Linked DNA regions of Homo sapiens: region 1 is linked to region 2. The links are chromatin loops, found by intact Hi-C in ENCODE. Cell type or tissue: prostate gland. All regions are shown on one strand. Each heading gives the region's core, and the rest is flanking DNA. Links, peaks and the distances in the headings are about the cores only. Region 1 overlaps MAX (MYC associated factor X). Region 2 overlaps CHURC1-FNTB (CHURC1-FNTB readthrough).

Region 1 (5,376 bases), core at 247-5,246, 55 kb before region 2:
CAGGCATGAGCCACTGCACCTGGCCTACTTCTTACTTTTCAACCAAATTCTGAAGACTAGTCTTCATCATTGCCTCACTTGCAACTCAATTCTTATGCCTGTTACCGGTGCAGAGACAATTTACCATTGGGCTTCGGCTGTCACTCCTCCAAGAAAACCACCTTCACTAGGGTCTTCCATTTGACGTCCTTGTAGGCAAATCAGGTGACTTTCGTAGTCCTTTTCCTCCTCCAACTTTCCCCTCCATGACAACAGTGTCCCTGCAATTCTATTGATCTTTTTAAATTAGTTCCATAGCTTCCCCTGTGTTCCCAAAGTATGAGTGTCCTGGAGGCTTGGATTCAAATCCTGACTCAACTTCCTATTAGTTTACATAACATTGGGTAAATTACAGCTCTGTGTCTCGGTTTCCTCATTTATAAAATAGGGAAAACATCAGAAGGTTGTGTGAGGATGCCTGACACTTAGTAAGTACTCAGTAAGTGTTAGTGCTGCCATTGTTACCACCCCCATCATCATTGTCACTTGTGTTGCTATGTGCAGCCATGGCTTTGGAGCAAGATCTCGCAAGGCTGCCCAGTATCCCTTTGTGTGGCTCCCAGAGGTGAGAGAGAGGCCTGCTGAGCCCTTTGCGTTTGCTTACATGGCTACATGGGAGGCCTGGCTACCTCTTCAGTCCCTTCAGCCACCATCCACCCTGTCTCAGGGCTCCATCCAAGCCATTTAAAGAGCCATTTCTGTTCACAAAGACAGACTCAAAATTATGATTCTGCTAATTATAAAAACTATCAGGAAAAAAATTTTCAGGCTTTTACTGAGTACCCAAGGCAGCACTTGCTCTGTGGACATGTTGACTTACCAAGTTCTATCTGATCAGTCACACTCACATGAAGATAGGCAGTTGACTCAGCTGACTTAGAGCAATTTTCAGAAAACAGAAACTGAAAGTCCAGGGTTATTCCATAGTCCATGCCATAAATCCCAGGGTTTCTTGCTGGTTTCGTGTTTGCTGGTCACATATTATAAACTCATAAAGACAAGGAAGGCCCTGCCCCCACCTTCATCCTGTGTTTGGCCACATGATCTTGTATGGAGTGGAAAGATGGGAGGGGAGGATTGCAGGTGAGTCTAGCATTTTTAGCTTCAGCCTTTTGCTTTTTCTTTCCTGGACTACATGCACATGCAAATTTGGGGTATTTCTGTATTTTGTGCTTTAAATTTTTTTCTTGTTGGGCCTTAATTCTTGTTGGGTACCCTGGGAAGAGTAAAATAAAGTTAACTCTGAACCATTCTTTTGGACTTGCTGAGGGATCAGGGCACCCTAAGTGACCAGGGGCACTTCTGCTTTCAGCAGAGGATGGAGGAAGGGCTGTGCTTAGCATTCTGAAGGCCTCGTTCTGAGTTTAAACCAATCCAGCCTTCTTTGGACTCCTGTTGTTCCCAAGACACTATGTTCTGAACATCTATGAATTTTATCTTCATCCAAAAATTACCCTGAAATGGAAACTGCCATCCCTCACAGATCTTTTTCTCTCTTCTGGCTTGTTTTGCTGTGCTTACTGCTCACTTTTCACTTCTTGATCCTAATTCCCTGGTTTCATGTATAAATATTTGAAGGAGAAACTGGTAGCAAAAAGGCTGTTACTCAGTCTGGTCATTCATTAAAAGTTATCACTGAACATTTGCAAGTGCTCTCTGGTTTCAGAGATTGTGCATTTTTTCCCTTGTCCCGGATGCACATGGGTAGTTAAGAGCTAATGTTGCCTTCTGGGAACTATTAGTTGAAAAAATAGCTTTTACATAGGCAAATTTAAATAGAGGGATGTAAATTACATCAGTGATGGAAAGGGTAGACTTTGGAGGGCTAGATGGGGTCTTAGAGAATTTCTAGTCAGATGAGGAATAGGCAAGGTGAGAAATGTGTCTGCAGCTACAGAACCCATTAATGACAAGCATGCAGAGCACTCCTCTGTCCTCTAATTCCCAAATTCTTCCTTGCCACTCTACCACCTCTTATCAATACTAATCATTTTTCATTCCATCTCCAGTATCCAGAGAGGAAGGTATTTTAATTAGTCCCTTCTAATTATGTGCTCCTTTTTTCCACCCCATTTTGTCACCTAATAAACCCTAATAAGGTCCCTTTGTAGAAATGGGAAACAGTGTCTGAAGTATCCATTGCTAGGCTAGGAACTCTCATTCCTTCTGCATAAGCTGACTGACTCAACTAAAGAAACGCATCTCACTTTTTCCCCATCCCATCTTGACTGTGCTATTCCAAACGCCACCTTGGTCTAACACAGGGCTCACCATTTCAGATAGGAGCGTGTTGCATGCACACATGCAGCACCAAGGCCAATGCGTAGCACACAGTAGGTAATCACCCCAGCCAGAAGCCATCTTTCCCGTGGTGTCTCTAGTCTCTGCTAGTCAGGTTACGCTTGTCAGCACTGCCCTGTGATATTTCCATGTATAGACATATTTATCTCCTCAACTAGATAGTAAGTAAGCTTTGGGGCAAAGAAGCCATGACTAATACATTTTGTTTCCCCACAGTATCTGCCTAGTATCTTGTACGTAATTTGCACCTGATAAAAATGGTTGATTATGAACAATTTCCTTGAGGAAATTACCTTAAGGGTGCTAAAGAGGAAAGCCTGGAAATTCTAGTACTTGTGAGGACTTATGAATAAGCACGGGCCTTACAAACCTTTCTGAAACTCAGCCCAAACTGAGGCCTATAAATTGAGATTGTTAGGATTTAATATGAGTAGATCTGGTTTTGCTAGCCACGGTGTACATGTTTTCTTTGTCTTTCTCCCGCTGTTGTGTTCTGGTTGTTTAGGACCCATTGGGCTTGTAATACAGAATTGTCAAGCACTCCCTACCCTGAGTAAGAAGCTTTCCGGCTGCTCAGGAGTCTCTGGCTGGAAGGCCATACTTAAGCTACTAGGCTACCCCGCCTTGAGCTTCGCTTGGCTTTGTACTATTCTACCAGTTTGGCTGGCTGCCTGGCCATAAGTAACTCTGACTATGTTTGTAGCCTGGAGAGAATCTCCCAGACAAGTTTGATGTCTAGGGGCACAGTAACATGACATCCATGTTATTGACTTACGAACTTACTCTAGCAAGGCAGTACCCAGGCAACCCACAGCCATTGTAGAGGTGTGGTTGTTTCCTGAAATGGCCCAATCTCATGCTCTTCCTGTGTTGACATCAAGCACCGACAGCTTTTTATGAAAGTCTCTTTAGCCAGGAAGGCTGAAGTAGTGACACAGCAGCATTGTTCAGTTCGGAATAGTTAACAGTGGTTTCAGAGTTTGGCTGGAATCTTGGGTCTTGATGAAACACATTGTACCCATTCCTGTCTCAAGCCAGGCCCTAGCAGAATTAGTGACCTAAAGCTTTCATTTAAGTAGTATTTTAATGTTTCCAGACATAGCCAAGCTAAAGACTTTAAAGCAACCTAAAGAACCAGAGGAGATGGGAGGAGTACAGTTCAGGAGTCGGATGGCTCTGAGTTTAAAGCCAGGCCATGCTACTGTGCAGCTGGTGATTTTGAATAAAGCGGTGTACTTCTCTGATCCTTGGGTTCTTAGTAGAGCTACCTCTGAGACTAATCTTGTGAGTTAAGCTCTGTAAAGCACTTGGCACCTTGTATGTCACAAAGAAGGCCTTCACGGATGCAGTGGCTCACGCCTGTAATCCCAGCAGTTTGGGAGGCCGAGGTAGGTGGATCACCTGAGGTGAGGAGTTTGAGACCAGTCTGGCCAACATGGTGAAACCCCATCTTTATTAAAAATGTAAAAATTAGCCAGGCAACGTGGCATGTACTTGTAATCCCAGCTACTCTGGAGGCTGAGGCAGAAGAATCACTTGAACCTGGGAGGTGGAGGTTGCAGTGAGCTGAGATCACACCACTCTACTCCAGCCTGGGCAACAGAGCGAGACTACGTCTCCAAAAAAAAAAAAACAACAACAACAACAACAACAACAGGCTGGGCGCAGTGGCTCACACCTGTGACCTATAATCCCAGCATTTTGGGAGGCCAAGGTGGGCAGATCACCTGAGGCCAGGAGTTTGAGACCAGCCTGGCTAACATGGTGAAACCGCATTTCTACTAAAAATACAAAAAAATTAGATGGGCGTGGTGGCGCACACCTATAATCCTAGCTACTCAGGAGGCTGAGGCAGGAGAATCACTTGAACCCAGGAGGCGGAGGTTGCTGTCAGCCAAGATCACGCTGTTGCACTCCAGCTTGGGCAACAAGAGCGAAACTCTGTCTCAAAAAAATAAAAAAATAAATAAATAAATAAAGCCTACAGTAGCCATTATTGTATTTCTTCAGCCTTTTCCCACCTTACCCTCTCGTTTCCAGCCACCCAAGCAGTTGCTGCAGGCCAGGTTCCCTCACTGCCTGGATTGGGTTTTTATTTTGTCCCCTGTGCTTTTTCTCATATTGCCACAGGCATCCCGGGCCCAAATCCTAGACAAAGCCACAGAATATATCCAGTATATGCGAAGGAAAAACCACACACACCAGCAAGATATTGACGACCTCAAGCGGCAGAATGCTCTTCTGGAGCAGCAAGGTGAGCACCCGAGCTCGTGGGGCAGCTGGCCCTGCTGTGCTCCAGCCAGGTCAGGCTTTGGCACCTGGGCCTGCAGAGTCAGAGCCAGTCATGGAGTATGTGCTCAGTAGCAGGCTTGGTCCTGCTTCTTGGGGCCTGAGTAACTGAGTGTTAGAGCCGTCCTGAGGAAGGACCTGAGGCGCCAGTGAGGAGACAGTGGAAGCTAGGAAGTTGGACATCTGGAGACTTGTATCTTTTCTGGCCTGACCTCTCCCCTTCTTGGGGCTCAGGTGCTCTGCCTGCAGTAGGGATCACACCTGGCATCAGGTGTCTGAAAAGAGCTTTGAGGTCCTTGGAGTGGAATGTGCTGTGTAAGTACCAGAGACTCCAGGTGTTCAGGGACAGTGAGCCCTCCCCATTGTCAATGGTAGTCCAATCAGGGCAGCCTATGGGCTAGGCCCATGCTGTTCTCAATGCTCACACCCGCCTTTTCCTACAACCACAGGGGAAAGCGAGAGCTGATCAAGTTCTTTGTTCCTGGGGAATTCACTTCTCTTCCTCCCTCATGGAAGATGCAAGTAAAAGGAAATGCAAGTAACCACCTGGGTTAGAAAACCTCAAATAAAATAAAATAAAATAAATTAAATGGGTTGACCTTCCAGGCTCAAGCTGAGCTGAACCAAGGGATGGGCAGTGGGTGGTGTCAGTGGGTTGGTTACTGGGCCAGGCAGCCTGCATGTAGGGGCTATTTGAAAAGCCCAGGTATTTTATGTGTATTGGTGACTTGCTTCCAAGTGTCCAGC
Region 2 (5,376 bases), core at 223-5,222:
CACATCCACCTCACCTCCGACATGCATGAGAAAGGAGCCGTCAGGTTGCTTCAGGGAGTACAAATACTGAAGAAGCTTCTCTCTGAGAAACAGGGAAAGAGGTAGGAGAGGCAACAGTCAGTGCGTGTCAGCAGGCGGGGAACTCCTCTAGGTTTCTGTCACTGCTGGCTTTCACTGTACCTGTTAATGATGTCATAGGCCTCCTCGGTGCCAATGATGCACAATGCATTGACTGCTGCATATGTGGGTGCAAGGTGTGGATACTGACCGGGTCCTCCTCCAAAGCCACCTTCTGGGCTCTGACACAGCTCCAGGAACTGACACACACTAGGTACACAGCCAAAGGGCAAAAACAAAGTCAGAGAGCATTCATGTCAAAACACCAAATTCCCACTAGATTCCAGGCCTTTCCAATGATCCCCCACTCCCTCAAAAGTTGAGGGGAACCTCTCCTCCCACTTGTTGAATATAACCTCTCCCCAAAGGGCTTAATTCTCTCTCCAGCTATCATCATTTCTGTCTGCCCTCCTCTGAGTTTCGTACTTAAGCGCTTGTTGGTCATGAAGCAGGGAACACAAGGCTGGGAAGAAACCGACTTTCGTAGCTATGGGGTAAGAGTCTCCCGTGCTTCCCACACAAACCTTTCCCAGACTTTCCACTCAACTTGCTGCCCTGGACCTGTGGTACCAGCCTCCTCCTCCTTGCCTTTGGGAACCTCCCAGCCTTTGAATTTTGCCAAAACATGGTGCTCAACTGCTTCTTTCCACACTAACCATCCTAGTCAGGATCCATCACCTAGGCCTATCATGAACATGTAAATAGAGGTCTTCTCACTCCCATTGCCACCTAAGCCTCTGTGGGCCACTGATTTCTACTCCACCAGTAAGAAGCAAGTTTTGTTTTTTTGTTTTTTTTTTTGAGGCGGGGTTGCCCTCGGTCGCCCAGGCTGCAGTGCAGTGGTGTGATCTCAGCTCATTGCAGCATCCGTCTCCCAGGTTCAAGAGATTCTTTTGCCTCACCCTTCCAAGTAGCTGGGATTACAGGCGTGCACCATCACGCCCAGCCAATTTTTTGTATTTTCAGTACAGACAAGGTTTCACCATGCTGGCCAGGCTGGTCTTGAACTACCTGACCTCAAGTGATCCACCCGCCGCAGCCTCTGCAAGTGCTGGGATTACAGGTGTGAGCCACTGCATCCGGCTGAAAAACACATTTTTAATGGAGCCTGCTTCCATGGCTGGGAGAACAGAAGAGAGGCAGGCTGCTCTCATGCTCACCTTAATTGCGGTAAACATAAGAGGAGCTGCACTGACTCGCCGTGAGAATGCCTCCCAGTCTGCGGGTTCTTGGAGAATTCTCCACGTTAATTCAAACAGGCTCCCATTCCCTCACTGAGGGGAGCTGTTTTCTGAGGGTTTGCCTCCAAGCCTGGCATCAGGCTGCCCAGAGGTTACAGTCTTGCTTTAGGTGAAATCAAGAGAGCCCTATCATCAGTCCGGGGTCTTCCGAAGTGCACCAGAAAGGGTGCCCCAGGAAAGCCCTGGTTATCAAGCTGTTTCTCCACAGCTCAGCAGGGTCACAGCCTTCCCGCCAGGAGAAACCTCCATTTACAACAAGCAAACTGTCTTTGCAGTGTTCATGGGGCCTTCTTTCCTGGGCGCTTTCACCTCATTATTTCCTTGCTACTGCTGCCAGAAAGACTACATAGCCTACTCTCCAAGAAGACACAAGTTTATAACTGTTTGCCAACATCACATTTAATTGCTTTCGATTTCAGAGTTCCCATTATCCGGGCAGAGAAAGCAAAAGCAAACGCTGCTGCCTTGCTCTGTGAGTTCTGAAACGTCACAGGTTAAAACAACACATACTTCTTTTTGCACCTACAATTTTACTGTAGAAAACACAAGGATTGAAACTGAAGTTGAAAACAATTATGTGGCACTATGGTTTTTGTTTTTGATTTTGAGAGAGGGTCTTACTCTGTCGGCCAGGCTGCAGGACAGCGGCATAATCACGGCTCACTGCAGCCTCAACCTCCCCAGACTCAAGCTATCCTCCCACCTCAGCCTCCCAAGTAGCTAGAATTACAGGCATGAGCCACCACGCCTGGCTAGTTTTTGTATTTTTTATAAAGATGGGGTTTCGCCATGTTGCCCAGGCTAGTCTTGAACTCCTGGGCTCAAGCAATCCTCCCACCTCGGACTCCCAAAGTGCTGAGGTCACAGGTGTGAGCCATCATGCCCAGCATGTGACACATTTTTAACAGCAATTAATTTCTGTAGAGAACTTGAATTTGTTCCTTCTTTCCAAATCGTCATCAATTCTTATGACATTTCCCAGAAACAAATAGTTAATAAGCTCATGCCCTAACAAAGGCTGGCTGCACTAGCATACCAAAAGGTTTCTGTACCACAAAAAGTTTTAGCTGATACAAAACTTAACAGCACATTTTTTAAAAGAAAGAAAAAGAGTCACCTGGTTATCCACTCCCTTTCCCAGCTCCTAAGATAGAATCGTGCCGAACGCAACACTACTGACCCTAAAGCCTCGAATTAGTTAGGATCTGAATGTACCAGACACACCTTGATACCATCCCTCCATGCCAACCTCCCTCAGCTGACATGCTGCATCTGACTGTCTGGGGCTGTGCTAGAGAACTGGAGGTTGGGCTTCTCTTGATCTCAGACACTTCCGTATTACAGAACATTCTGATCCCAAGGCTTTCCAACTTGCACCTTAAGGAATTGGCAAGTTGACTATGAACTACCAGCTGTCATTCACAGACTTCTTAGCAATTCTGAAGACCAAAATGTTAATGATACTTCTACATATTTAAAAAAAACAAACAAACAAAAAAAAGGAGCCAGGCATAGTGGCTTGTGCCTGTAATTCCAGTACTTTGGGAGGCCAAGGCAGGAGGATTGCTTGAAGCCAGTAGTTCAAGACCAGCCTGGGCAACACAGTGAGACCCCAGCTCTACAAAAAAATATTTTTTTTTCCCACAAATGTAGGGGGAGAAAAACTTATCATAGAGACAAGAAGTTCACCAATAAATAAAAAATTACAAGCAAAAAACATTGTACAAACACCAAGTGGCACATTTTGTGAAAAACAAGTATTCACAAAATCATTCCTTTAGAATATGACTGAAAGCTGCAATACATCAATTTTCTTTAACGTCAGCAAGGCATTTCATTCTAGCTTACGTGCCAATTACCAGCAAAGTGGGAAACTATCTTCTATATCATGGATCTTCAAACCCAAAATGTGTGCATCAGAATCTGTAGAAAGCTAATAAAAGAATACAGAGACCCAGTCCTGCTGAGGTGGAAAAGATCCTGGGCCTTTGTATTTTTACCAAATTCTCAGGTGATTCAGATACATGCAAAGCTTGAGCCATCACTAGTCCTTGCTGCACAACTAAAATTACTTGGGGGGTGTTTTAAAAAAATCCCAACACCCAAGCCACACCTAATTCCAATTAAACCGGAATCACTATGGGTGGGACCCAGGTGGCAGTATTTTTTTTAAACTCCCCACGTGATTCCAATGTTCAGCCAGGTATCAGTGCTTCTCAAACTTGAGTTGCATAGAAATTACCTGTGGATCTTGCTAAACTGCAGCTCTAATTCAGTAGAACTAGATGGGTCTGAGAGTCCTCTTTTTTTTTTTTTTTAGGAGATGGAGTGTCCCTCTGTCGCCCAGGCTGGAGTGCAGTTGAGCGATCTCAGCTCACTGCAAGCTCTGCCTCCTGGGTTCAAGTGATTCTCCTCCCTCAGCCTCCCGAGTAGCTGGGACTACAGGTGCATGCCGCCACGCCCAGCTAATTTTTGTATTTTTTAGTAGAGTCAGGGTTTCACTGTGTTGCCCAGGCTGGTCTCGAACTCCCGAGCTCAGACAATCCGCCCGCCTTGGCCTCCCAAAGTGCTAGGATTACAGGCGTGAGCCACCATGCCCGGCTGAGAGTCCTCATTTCTAATAAGTTCCCAGGTGATAGCAATGCTCCTGGTCTGGGGACCACATTTTGAGTAGCAATGAGATACATCTGTGCTGTCCAATAGGCAGCCACTAGCCACATGAGGCAATTTAAATTCTCAATTAATTAAAATAGAAAATTCAGCTCTTCAGTCACACAAGACACATTTCAAGTACTCCACAACTAACTGTGGCTAGTGGCCAATATAGAACACGTATAGATGTTTATAGACACCTATAGACATTTACAGAATATAGAACATTTTCATTATCACAGAAAGTTCTGCTGGACACCACCACTTTTATCATTCCATCATTAAAGAGTATGTAAATCTTGTAAGAGGGTCAAGTTCAAAGCAGGGATATCAGCGATTGCCTCTCAGCCTTATAAGGAGTTTACTTGGGACTCTTAGGTGATGGCTGAGGACTGATCTAAAGTGATTGATTCTGGCCAGGCGTGGTGGCTCATGCCTGTAATCCCAGCACTTTGGCTGAGGTGAGGGGGATCACTTGAGCTCAGGAGTTCAAGGCCAGCCTGGGCAACATGGCAAAACCCCATCTCTACAAGAATTATAAAAATTAACCAGGCACGTTGGCACCCACCTCTAGCCCCAGCTACTCAGGAGGCTGAGGTGGGAGGATCACTTGAGCTTGGGGAAGTCCAGGTTGCAGTGAGCTGTGATTGTGCCACTGCATTCCAGCCCAGACAATAGAGTGAGACCCTGTCTCAATCAATTAATCAATGTTGATTCTAAACACCGTCATCAGTTTGGATGAAGGATTCAAAGGCATGTACAGTAAATAAGCATATAATACAAAATGAGCAGCAAAACAAATCAGAAACCAATAAGAATAAAACAAATGCAACAGGTACAAATAGCAAGAATTACGCTTAGAGATGGCAGGGGTGGGGGATGGGTAAGGCACATGAATATGGGAAATGACTAGGAACATAGCAGGAAAAGACCAGTAATAAGGGTCCACGAGTTGTGAAGAACAACAATAAAAATGCTTGTTAAAAGCATCATAAATGCAGTATTAGTCAGAACTGTATCTGGCTCTAGCCTCCATTTTCCACCTCAAAGGGAATTCACATGAGAGTTGTAAAAATGACTACTTTTTTTTTTTTTAAGTATTTGGCTGGGTGTGGTGGCTCGTGCCTGTAATCCCTAGACTTTGGGAGGCCAAGGCAGGAGGATCACTTAAGGCCAAGAGTTTGAGACCAGCTTAGGCAATACAGCGAGACCTTATCTCTATTTTTAAAATAATATAAAAAGCTTAATATTACAGACAATCACAGTGAGAAAGCTACCCAGCAAAATACCTCAAATATACAAAGGATAATTACATAAACATTCTAGTAGGTAAAAACTGAGACTAATTTGTAGCAAGAAGTATTTA

Evidence for each region. A loop is a pair of places that touch in the nucleus more often than their neighbours do. Peaks named below come from ENCODE experiments on the same cell type or tissue, not always from the same donor. Only the 100,000 strongest peaks of a DNase experiment are listed, where the experiment ranks them.
Region 1: it touches region 2 in a loop (2.4-fold over the local background); 2 of 110 quality-filtered maps call a loop at or near these places.

What each region holds. Positions count from the first base shown.
Region 1 is chr14:65,077,131-65,082,506 of GRCh38, reverse strand. It overlaps MAX (MYC associated factor X), which reads left to right. Exons shown (of 5, transcript NM_002382.5): 4 at 4,471-4,594. Among named protein-coding and RNA genes, the nearest start is that of MAX-AS1, 10 kb to the left of the region's middle. RefSeq lists an enhancer at 4,129-5,104. In prostate gland, for the core only: no CTCF peak of the experiment used is centred there; DNase peaks (open chromatin) are centred at 1,015 and 2,896; H3K27ac peaks cover 5,000 bases.
Region 2 is chr14:65,022,404-65,027,779 of GRCh38, reverse strand. It overlaps CHURC1-FNTB (CHURC1-FNTB readthrough), which reads right to left. Exons shown (of 14, transcript NM_001202559.1): 7 at 181-327; 8 at 1-82. FNTB (farnesyltransferase, CAAX box, subunit beta) reads right to left here. Exons shown (of 12, transcript NM_002028.4): 5 at 181-327; 6 at 1-82. It also overlaps a transcript of MAX not described here. Among named protein-coding and RNA genes, the nearest start is that of MIR4706, 20 kb to the left of the region's middle. In prostate gland, for the core only: no CTCF peak of the experiment used is centred there; DNase peaks (open chromatin) are centred at 1,273, 1,759 and 2,609; H3K4me3 peaks cover 903 bases; H3K27ac peaks cover 2,982 bases.